4 separate regions of the Homo sapiens genome follow, and regions 1, 2 and 3 are each linked to region 4. The links are chromatin loops, found by intact Hi-C in ENCODE. Cell type or tissue: PC-3. All regions are shown on one strand.

Region 1 (2,500 bases), 170 kb after region 4:
TATCCAGGAGGAACCACTCCGGAAGGGTTCTCTGCTGGAGCAGGAAGCTTGGTGAGATCTTTGACTGATGAGTCATTGATTGGTGGGTGACTGTATAGACTCTGAAACTTTACTCAGATTTAAATTCAGGCCTTACCGTTTACTAGCTGTTTAACTTTGGGCACATCATATAGAGATTACTCTATATCTCTCACCTATAAAACTGGAAATGATAAGAGTGACTCCCTCATTGAATTGTCTTGAGAATTGAATTGATACATGTCAAGCATTTAGAAGAATACTTGACACACAGTAAACACTCAACCAATCTTATTATATGACAATTGCAACCCTCTTAAACCATAAACTCTTTCATTAATTTTAGTCTATTTCTAGGGCTTTGGGGCTTTCTCAGTGTGTAAATTTATTGCTACATAGCTTTCAAAAGTCAGTGTGTTTTGTGCAAAGCATTTTGTTAGGCTGGGAAGAAAGAACAATCTTTGGGCAATTGTTTCAGGCCCACAACAGAAATTTCTGCCATTCATAGAGGGGAAATCTCTAGGCCTCTGCTTTCATTCTTTTTAAAATAGGCAGCTATTTCTCCTCTAGTCAAGAACTCTGTTGCTGACACTCCTTGCTGGAGCAAAGCCCAAGTCTACACTGAACTCCTTTTGTGCACCCAGGACCGTTCTAGACTCTAGGATTCCCACAGCAAGCAAGGCCTTGTCCCCACCCTCACTGAACTCCATACTTAGGAATAAGTGGGGGAGGCTGGGCGCGGTAGCTCACGCCTGTAATCCCAGCATTTTGGGAGGCTGAGTCGGGTGGATCACATGAGGTCAGGAGTTCGAGACCAGCCTGGCCAACATGGTGAAACCCCATCTCTACTAAAAATACAAAAATTAGCCAGGCATGATGGTGGGCGCCTGTATCCCAGCAACTAAGGAGGCTGAGGCAGGAGAATCGCTTGAACCTGGGAGGCAGAGTTTGCAGTCAGCCAAGATAGCACCACTGTACTCCAGCCTGGGCGACAGAGTGAGACACCATCTCAAAAAAAAAAAAAGAGTAAGTGAGGGAGATGAGTAAACACTCAATTATGCCACAGTTCAGTATATGCTGTCAGGGGGGCGGGAAAGGATGCTGTGGGCTTCTGCAGAGGAAACTGCTGAGAGAGGAGGTTAGGGAGGCAAGCAAGGGACTGGTGCCATGGTGTATATTGCAGACATTGAGACAGAAGAAATTCAAAACAAAAATTTAAATATGGTTTTCTTTGCTTCCGTGCCCTTGAGAAAACACTGGATATAACAACGATGGGTCGTTTACTGGGCCCTTCCTGCCTGGCACTGTCCTGGCCCTGAGACAAATGCTTATCATATGGGTTCCCCGCAGACAGCAACTGCCCGCAAGGGCAAAGAGATGCAGCTGAATTAACAATGACAGAGGGCAGTAGGGAGCTTAGGGACAAATTTTAAAGCAGAGGAGTGGTGAATGTGTGTTCCAGGAAAATCACTCTGGCCACCTTGTAGAACGGGTACAACAGGGGTGAGATAAGGAGGAGGCCGACTGTAAGAAGGCTGTTGCAGAAACGCAGGTCAACTAGCTTTCCCCTCCCCCTTATATCTCAACCTGTTTTTCTAAAAACAGTTTCCCAGGCCCACCCCAAGGCCCAGCACATCGGGCCCAGCAAGACGGTAACAGCACCCACTAGGACCAGCCCCTAGACTCCAGGGTGAGTGAGACTGATCTCAGTCCTCAGGGTGTCCCCCACAGCAGCCTAGCTACTCAGTGTTTGTTGACTTCAACTTGACATCCATTGATGACATTTCAGCTCCTCCAGGTTCTGGCTAATTATCCTCTAAATCCTCCAGGGGGGCCAGGCTCAGTGGCTCACGCCTGTAATCCCAGCACTTTGGGAGGCCTGGGCGGGTGGATCATTTGAGGTCAGGAGTTTGAGACCACCCTGGCCAACATGGTGAAACCCCATCTCTAATAAAAATAGAAAAATTAGCCAGGCATGGTGGTGCACACCTGCAATCCTAGCTACTCAGGAGGCTGAAGCAGGAGAATCACTTGAACCCGGGAGGCAGAGGTTGCAGTGAGCCGAGATCATGCCACTGCACTCCAGCCTGGGCAGCAGAGTGAGATTCCGTCTCAAATAAATAAATAAATAAATCCTCCAGTGGGAGGAGGCAGGGTCTTTTGTTTGTTTTTTAACGATCAAAGGTCAATCTGTCTCTCACTAATACTTCTGTTGCTTTTGGGATTCATCCAATAGCAGAGCAGAGATCTGGTCTAGCATTTGACAGTATGGGGCTAGCTCATTTTTACTGTCTCTCTTTGCCCTCAATTTCTTGTCTCACTGTGTTGAGACTATTTCTTGGGCTCTGTGGGGTGGAAACCAGGATTGGTCATTGAAAATCTCAATGATTTACAACCTGAGTTGAAGTCCTAACTCCATCACCTAATAACTAGTAACCTTGAGAAAACTTTAAAACGCTACCACACTATCCCTTTCAGAAAC
Region 2 (2,500 bases), 200 kb before region 4:
GTCGAAGCAAAGGAGCAGCACGTGTGGAGGTTCCGAAACAGTAATGTGCTTGGTGTGCTTGACCCAAGGAGGCCAGTGTAGCTGGAGTGCAGTGAACAACAGGGAGAGGGGCTGGAGATTAGATCAGAGTGTTAATGGGGTGGTGGATCACGTAACACCATAAAAGCCTTGGTGGAAGGACTCTGGCTGACATCACGCCCCAAGTTGCCCCATACTTTCCAGAATACCAAGTAGGTCCTTGCTGTTCAGAATTCTGTTCAATGTAGCAGCCCCTCCCATTGCGTCTTCAAATGTGTGAGAGAGAACATTGACAGCAGAGTAAGTCATGGCTTGATTACAGACATTGCATGGGCAGAATTGACATTTCCAAGAGATATTCAGATGCATGTTCAACATCACTACTGTCCTAATCTGAGAGCCTCCAACAAGGTAATTTTAAAATAGAGGCTGTCATTTCCTTCCAGTGTGGGTTGATCTTAGATATATACTTATAACGAATCGGCAAAGTGACACTGTGATTTCTGAGTTAGAAAAAGGTAATATTCCTTCAGCCTAGGGTTCTGTCTTTCTCTCCTGGGACATGTGTCTTTGACACCCTGAGCCACCATGTAAGAAGTCCAGCTACCATGAAGCCGTCATGCAGAAGAGACCATGTAGAGACATCACACAGAGATAGAGGGAGGCACCCAGGAGCCCCAGCTGTTTCAGACTCCAGATATTTGGATCATCCTGCGCGGGTACCAGACATGTGAATGAAGAAGCTCGTGAGATGACTGCAGTTCCAGCTACCATCGGACTGCAACATCACGGGACACCCCAACCCAGAACCACCCCACTGAATACTTCCCAAACACCAACCCACATGAACCATGAGAGATAATAATGACTGTTGCTGTTTCAAGCCACTAAAAAAATAAAAATATTTTTTTAAAAAGTAGAGGCTACTGATGGTTGAATTGAAATGATGTGTCTTTATGGTAGGAGCTCAATAAAAATCTTAGATCTCTTGTTGACAGTGCATAAAAGTTACCAGTAGAGGTCATACTTGATTAATATTTTCATATCCTCTTTTCTGTAAGTATATAGCTTAATAATTATTATTCAGTATATGAATATAAGCTCAGTAAAACTGTATCTTGGATTGTTACAAGTGGTCTGTTTGCTACCTTCTGTGAATTACCAACTACTGTGTAAAAAATAAGTACTGGCTTAGTGAAATATTTACCATTAAAACCATACTGAGCTGGGCTGGGTCGCATGCACCTGTAGTCCCAGCTACTCGGGAGGATGAGGTGGGAGAACTGCTTGAGCCCAGGAGTTTGAGGCTAGCCTAGGCAACACAGCAAGAACTCGTCTCTAAGAAAAAATAATAATTTTTTTAAAAAGAAGATCTTCCATTAAACAACAACAAAAAAATCACACTGAGCATTATTTAACACAAGATATAGAATCCACTCCAGAATCTTGCATCAGCATGTGTGTTGTGAGAATCCACTGTTCAAGTCTATGGAAATTCATATTTGGCGTGTCTGGTTGTTTGAATTCTAGATAAATGAGAATTTACATGAAATAACTAAAAAACTGATAGATGCTCTTCTTATCAAAAGATTGTTTTCTCTTTCAAGGAAATGGGTCCTGATGAATATGAAGAGATGGAAGAAGAGGAGGAGGAGGAAGAGGAGGAAGACGAGGATGATGATTCAGCAGATATGGATGAATCAGATGAAGATGATGAAGAGGAGAGACGGAGGAGAGTCTTTGATGTTCCCATTCGCAGACGCCGCTGCTCACGCCTTTTTTAGCAAGCCTTCTGCTGATGGAAGCACTAGGATGATTCTAGGCTGTTAAATAGATTTCTCAATAATGTAAATAACTAAATTGTTCTCTGCATATAGCAGGAAAACTAGCATGAAATATTGTTTCAGGCCCTGGGTTCTATGTGACACTACATTAGGAATTGGATTGTTTGGGTTTGCTTTGTGTTTTTGAGGTAGAGGAAGAAATGGGAATCTTTTTTTTCTCTTCCAGGAGTCAGTGGAAGAATAGTTCTCTAGCTAAGGAATGGACATACCTTTGTTTTAAAATATTTTATACTTACAAAAATCTAGAAATGGAGAGGGAACTGTTTTGAATAAGGATTTAAAATACCTGCACAAGGATAGAGAGAAACTATGTGACTCATTCTGTGAAAAGACTTCTTGCAGTTGTGAGTTATTTAGAAATGATCAAAATTTGTAATTAGGCTAATCCATTTAGTGATTCCTAATATTTTGTACTCACAGAGAACTAATTGACTAAACAACTTGAACGCTAGTGGTTTGTCCTTAGACAATCTGTCTTTGAATTTAAAGTCTTTATCGCTAAGACCTTGACTTTAAATTTTTCATCACTACAACCTTGAATTTAATTTCAGGTCTTCAACATGATGACCTTGGATTTAATTTAAAGTCTTCAACACTATGCGCTTTATCATATTATTCACAGATGCATTTTTGAAATG
Region 3 (2,500 bases), 88 kb before region 4:
ACTGTACTCCAGCCTGGGCAACAGAGCAAGATCTGTCTCTCTAAATAAAAAAGTCCAACTACAAGTGTTCCTCAAGCAGCAGGTACTGTAGCAGGCACTGTGATGGCCTCAGCATCCATCTCCTTCTCTCCCTGTGTTTCAGCCAGGGGGGCTAGCTGGGACTAAGCTGCCCCAGCTCCATCGATGGGGCCTGACCAAGTTAAATTAATCAGTGTAATCTCCCCGCATTCACTGCTACAGTGATTCATGAAGGGCTGGACACTTGGCATATGATGGCTCAGTCAGAGTAAAACCCATAAACCTTGTCTTGAGGTTGGGAAAAGAGAATTCCCTCTTGCACTGGTCCATACAGGATGTAGATATGAGGCCTGGGATTTCTTACCAGAGTCCACCTGTGGATACAGCCAACACACAAGGGAACACAGACCTGTGTATAATGCAGAGGAACAGACTGGGGCCCCAACCAAACCATGCCTGGATTTACCGTAAACAATTCACCCTGTTCATGTTTTAAGATCGTTTAAGTTGGAGTTTCTGTTGCTTTTGCCAAAGGATTTTAGTGGATAACCACCATTCACAGTGAACTCCAAATGGCAATGGACATCAGCCTATGGTTTTGATATTCCGTCAAATCTAATGTGTATTTGGCTCAGAGCTAGAAACGTGACCCATTTTTTCAAGTCTCAGCTCAGGAGTCACCTCTTCTGTTTGACACACTTGTTTGTTCATTTGCCCAACAAATAGAGACACCGCATCTACTGTGTGCCAGTTACTATTCCGAGTGCTGTGGTTTCAAGGATAAATAAAACATGACTCCTGTCCTCGAGGAGTTGCATGGGGAAATAACACAAGTGAACTAACTAATGGAAGTTGGAGGTGAAGGCTTTGATTGGGGTATCAGGGGCTACTGGAACACAAAGGAGGGGCCCATAGGCATAGGGGCCAGGAAAAGGTGCTGGGGAAGGTCATGTTTAAACCAAGTTCCAAAAGCATTGCTTAGGTCAGTAGTTCTCAGCCAGGAGCAGGTTTGACCACCAGGGGACATCTGCAATGCCTGGAGACGTATTTTGGTTGTCACAACTGGGAGGGGCTTCTGGCACCTCAGGCATAGGTAGAGACCACGGATGCTGCTAAAAACCCTGTAACGTACAGGACAGCGCACCATATGAAGAAACTCTACAGCCCTAAGTGTTAACAGCGAGGAGGCTGAGCAGCCTGGGCCTGGATGAAGCAGGTGGGAAGGGAGATTCCAGGCGGAGTGATGCATGCATGCAAAAACCCGGAGATGAGAAACCACAGGACAAGTTTGGGGAAGGTGTTCAGGCTGGAGCCAAGGGGGTGGTTGAAGGAGTAACACGCGTCAGCTAGAAGGGCACATCTGGGCCAGCCAGAGCAGAAAAGTGCTGAGCTGGGAGCTTAGAGTCTGAGTTTTATCTCCAAAGCTATGGGGAGCTCCTGGAGGATTTTGAACAAGAGTGTGTGTTTTAGAAGGATGTCCCTGGCAGCTGTCTGGCAGCTTCAGCAGTGGTGAGTAATGGAGACAGTACTGGGCAGTGGCTGTGGGACAGACAGGAAGGAACAAACCCTCAGGAGCACTTCCTCTTCCCATCCAAGTTCATTGCCACAGTACGTTGCACGTGCCTCCACCTCTCTCCTCCACTAGTAATTACCTGGCCATGCACGAAAATTAATACATCTTTCCCTTCTCCACAGAGCCTCACACGGGTTGATACAGTGGAATCTCATACAAAGCTTAGATGCTAATGCTAATGCCAGCCAGCAGAGTAGGTAAAAATCATGTAGAGAAAAGCCCTTGAAAATCTCTTAAATCGGGAGGAGCCAAGATGGCCAAATAGGAACAGCTCCGGTCTACAGCTCCCAGCGTGAGCGACGCAGAAGATGGGTGATTTCTGCATTTCTATCTGAGGTACCGGGTTCATCTCACTAGGGAGTGCCAGACAGTGGGCGCAGGTCACTGGGTGCACGCACCATGCATGAGCCGAAGCAGGGCGAGGCATTGCCTCACTCGGGAAGCGCAAAGGGTCAGGGAGTTCCCTTTCCTAGTCAAAGAAAGGGGTGACAAACGGCACCTGGAAAATCGGGTCACTCCCACCCGAATACTGCGCTTTTCCGACAGGCTTAAAAAATGGCGCACCAGGAGATTATATCCCGCACCTGGCTCGGAGGGGCCTACGCCCACGGAGTCTCGCTGATTGCTAGCACAGCAGTCTGAGATCAAACTGCAAGGTGGCAGCGAGGCTGGGGGAGGGGCGCCCGCCATTGCCCAGGCTTGCTTAGGTAAACAAAGCAGCCGGGAAGCTCGAACTGGGTGGAGCCCACCACAGCTCAAGGAGGCCTGCCTGCCTCTGCAGGCTCCACCTCTGGGGGCAGGGCACAGACAAACAAAAAGACAGCAGTAACCTCTGCAGACTTAAATGTCCCGGTCTGACAGCTTTGAAGAGAGCTGTGGTCCTCCCAGCATGCAGCTGGAGATCTGAGA
Region 4 (2,500 bases):
ACCACAAAAGCAGTCATGCCTGTTTTGGGGGTACCGGGAAACAAACTACCTGCATTAGTGGCTGCACCTGTCCATTTCTTGGGGTGCTGAGAAGCCCGCAGCACTCTGGAGGAGGTCCTGGGAAAGACACTGGTCGATATAGAAGATTCAGCAGCAGAGTGATATCCCAAGATGTTCTGGAATGGTGTGGAAGCATTTCTCTCAGGTGATGAATTGATGTCACTGGAAATTTCAGAACCTGTATCTGTTCCATCTGAAAGCATTTCCTGCAAGCTACCTGTAGAAGTTGGTCCTGGTGAGGTTAGCAAAAGAGGATGTGCTGGCTGGTTGGGCAACTGTAGCTGAGGATGAGACACGGAATGTCGAGTTGTGGGTGAGTAATATGCAACTTCAGCTGTTTGGAAGTCTCTGGAATGGTTGTTATTGCTTGTGGGCCAGAGGTCTATATGGCTTCCAACCATGGTCATGTCTGACTGTTGCACAGGCTGCTCAATGCTTGTACCGAGGACTAGATCCTGAATACTAAACCCTTCTGCAGTCACTGAATGCCCAGCAGTATCTTTGAAATCCTGAGATTTTATGGCATCGGCAGCTGAAGTTAAACCATTGGGAGGAGCTGTTGGAGCTAAATGAGTTTCCCAACTTGTGGTGCTAATTGTGTGTCCATTTAAATCATAATTTGTTTGCTGCTGCAAGCCAGATATTATTGATTCTGTGGAAAGAGATCCAGTTTCTGCTGAAAGAGAACTCCAGAAAACATCTGTGGTTGCTGGCTTTTTCATGTCTCCTATTGTTAAGGAATCATATACATCCATGGAGGAGGGCGATGCTCTCACCTGTTTGGAAGCTGAAGCTGGCAACCCAGAATGGTCCACAGCAGCTGCATAAGCCTCTGGCTTGGTGCTGGAAAAGCCAAGAGATGGGAAAACAGTCTGGGTGGCTTGTATGGAGAGTATGGAAGGTAGAGGTGGTCCTGAAGGAAGGGGATTCGTCCTTGGTGCTGTAATGATGGGAGATGAGACACTACCGGTGCTGAAATCAGAGACAAATCCATTTACAGTGTGAAGACTCAAAACCTCTTTCCTTGGAAAGGCCTGGAGAGGAATCGTCACATTTGCCTCTTCATTCTTCCCTAAAATGGCTGTCACACTGTCCTTTTTCCACCGGGGAAATGTCCAAGATGTGGAAAGAAGATTAGGAACTTTGCTTGAGAGGAGCAAGTCTCTAGTTGCAGGAGGGGACCCATCACTGCCCTCTGCTGGAAGAGTGGGCATTTCTGGCACAGGAGATGGGGAGGCATGATTCTCTGTGGGCTGGAGGAAAGTAAGTATGGAGGGAAAGTCGGCTGTCCCAGTTGATGGTGATGCGGGAACCGCCCCAGAAAGGATGGCTTGCTCTTGACCCAGTGTGGTGATATGCAGAGAAGGCACCAAAGAAGAGGTGTGTTCTGCCGAAAGGGCGGGCCCTCTGGAATTCTCTGGAGCTGCTGACAAATGCAGCGGGTTAGCAGAGTCATTTGCAGTGGCAGAGGCTAGCTTTCTGCTGGTCATTTCTATGGCCCCTGATTCTGCAGTCTGGAAAAGTGGAGGCTCAGCCTCATGGGTCGCTGTTTCTGTATTCTTAAAAGTTGGCAAAGACACCCCATTGTGCACTCTTCCAGGCACCCCAGCTTTGATCTGCTGGGTGGATGCAGGACCTGAAGCCACTTCCAACATTGACCATGAGGGGCTTCCATCTGGAAGCTGAAGAAGACTTCCAAGTGCTGGGGGAGGGGGAGACGGATGGGACAGTTCTGCCATGGGGCTCAAAAACCCAGGTGTGGATGAACCTGCTGAATGGGGACCCTCTGTTGGGGACAGCTCGGAATGCCATTTTGTTGAGGATCCAGAAACACCTAGATGAGGGATGCCTATGAGATCCTGGGCATTTTGGGATGCAGTGTGGTCCATTTCATCAGAAAATGGGATTAAGGGATTAGCTATGTTCTGACCTAAAGAGGGGTCGGCTGGAGCTGTTTGGGGAACTAACAGCACTTTGGGGGATTGCTCTGCTGGCTCAGAGATGATGGAATGAGGTGAGTCAGGAGCCAATGAAGAGGATGGAGGTAGAGGGAGGAGTGGGGGAATGTCTGACCTTGGGGGATGCTTTGAAATGGAGGAAGTCCCTGCCCATACTGGCTGGGATGGGGGGACAGCACTGAAGGATGTCCCTGATGGGACTGTGGACAACGAGGGGAGCATGCTGGTGAGAGGCAAACCTGACACATCGGCTGCTTCTTGTCCCCCTTTAGGCCCCGGTTGGACCAGGGACTCGGTAGAATCCTTGGAAGGTTCGAGGGAGGCGCTATGTCCGCTTCCTTGGTAAAGGGAAGAAGAGAAGTCCGCGTGAGCCCTAGTTCTGTGGTGTGTCTTGGACGCAGGGGTTCGGGCTGACTGTGGCAAGCTTGTGTTGTCAGAGGACTGTCCCAGCACGGTCTTGATTCTGTCTGCTGCTGAGGAAG

The links. Peaks named below come from ENCODE experiments on the same cell type or tissue, not always from the same donor. Only the 100,000 strongest peaks of a DNase experiment are listed, where the experiment ranks them.
Region 1: a loop joins it to region 4, with 9 times the contacts of the local background. A loop is called at or near these places in 29 of 110 quality-filtered maps.
Region 2: a loop joins it to region 4, with 8 times the contacts of the local background. A loop is called at or near these places in 54 of 110 quality-filtered maps.
Region 3: it touches region 4 in a loop (4-fold over the local background); 3 of 110 quality-filtered maps call a loop at or near these places.

What each region holds. Positions count from the first base shown.
Region 1 is chr11:33,370,248-33,372,747 of GRCh38, reverse strand. No RefSeq gene overlaps it. Among named protein-coding and RNA genes, the nearest start is that of KIAA1549L, 4.6 kb to the left of the region's middle. In PC-3, a CTCF peak has its summit at 1,405; DNase peaks (open chromatin) are centred at 47 and 1,107; H3K4me3 peaks cover 3 bases; H3K27ac peaks cover 1,539 bases.
Region 2 is chr11:33,741,210-33,743,709 of GRCh38, reverse strand. It overlaps FBXO3 (F-box protein 3), which reads left to right. Exons shown (of 11, transcript NM_012175.4): 11 at 1,626-2,500. The coding sequence ends at 1,802. Among named protein-coding and RNA genes, the nearest start is that of CD59, 6.0 kb to the right of the region's middle. In PC-3, a CTCF peak has its summit at 1,040 (motif pointing right); no DNase peak of the experiment used is centred here; H3K27ac peaks cover 995 bases.
Region 3 is chr11:33,630,137-33,632,636 of GRCh38, reverse strand. The region is part of intron 16 of KIAA1549L (KIAA1549 like); the gene reads right to left. Among named protein-coding and RNA genes, the nearest start is that of C11orf91, 69 kb to the left of the region's middle. In PC-3, a CTCF peak has its summit at 1,011 (motif pointing right); no DNase peak of the experiment used is centred here; H3K27ac peaks cover 453 bases.
Region 4 is chr11:33,541,904-33,544,403 of GRCh38, reverse strand. It overlaps KIAA1549L (KIAA1549 like), which reads right to left. Exons shown (of 21, transcript NM_012194.3): 2 at 68-2,500. Among named protein-coding and RNA genes, the nearest start is that of C11orf91, 160 kb to the left of the region's middle. In PC-3, CTCF peaks have their summits at 1,072 and 1,271 (motif pointing left); no DNase peak of the experiment used is centred here.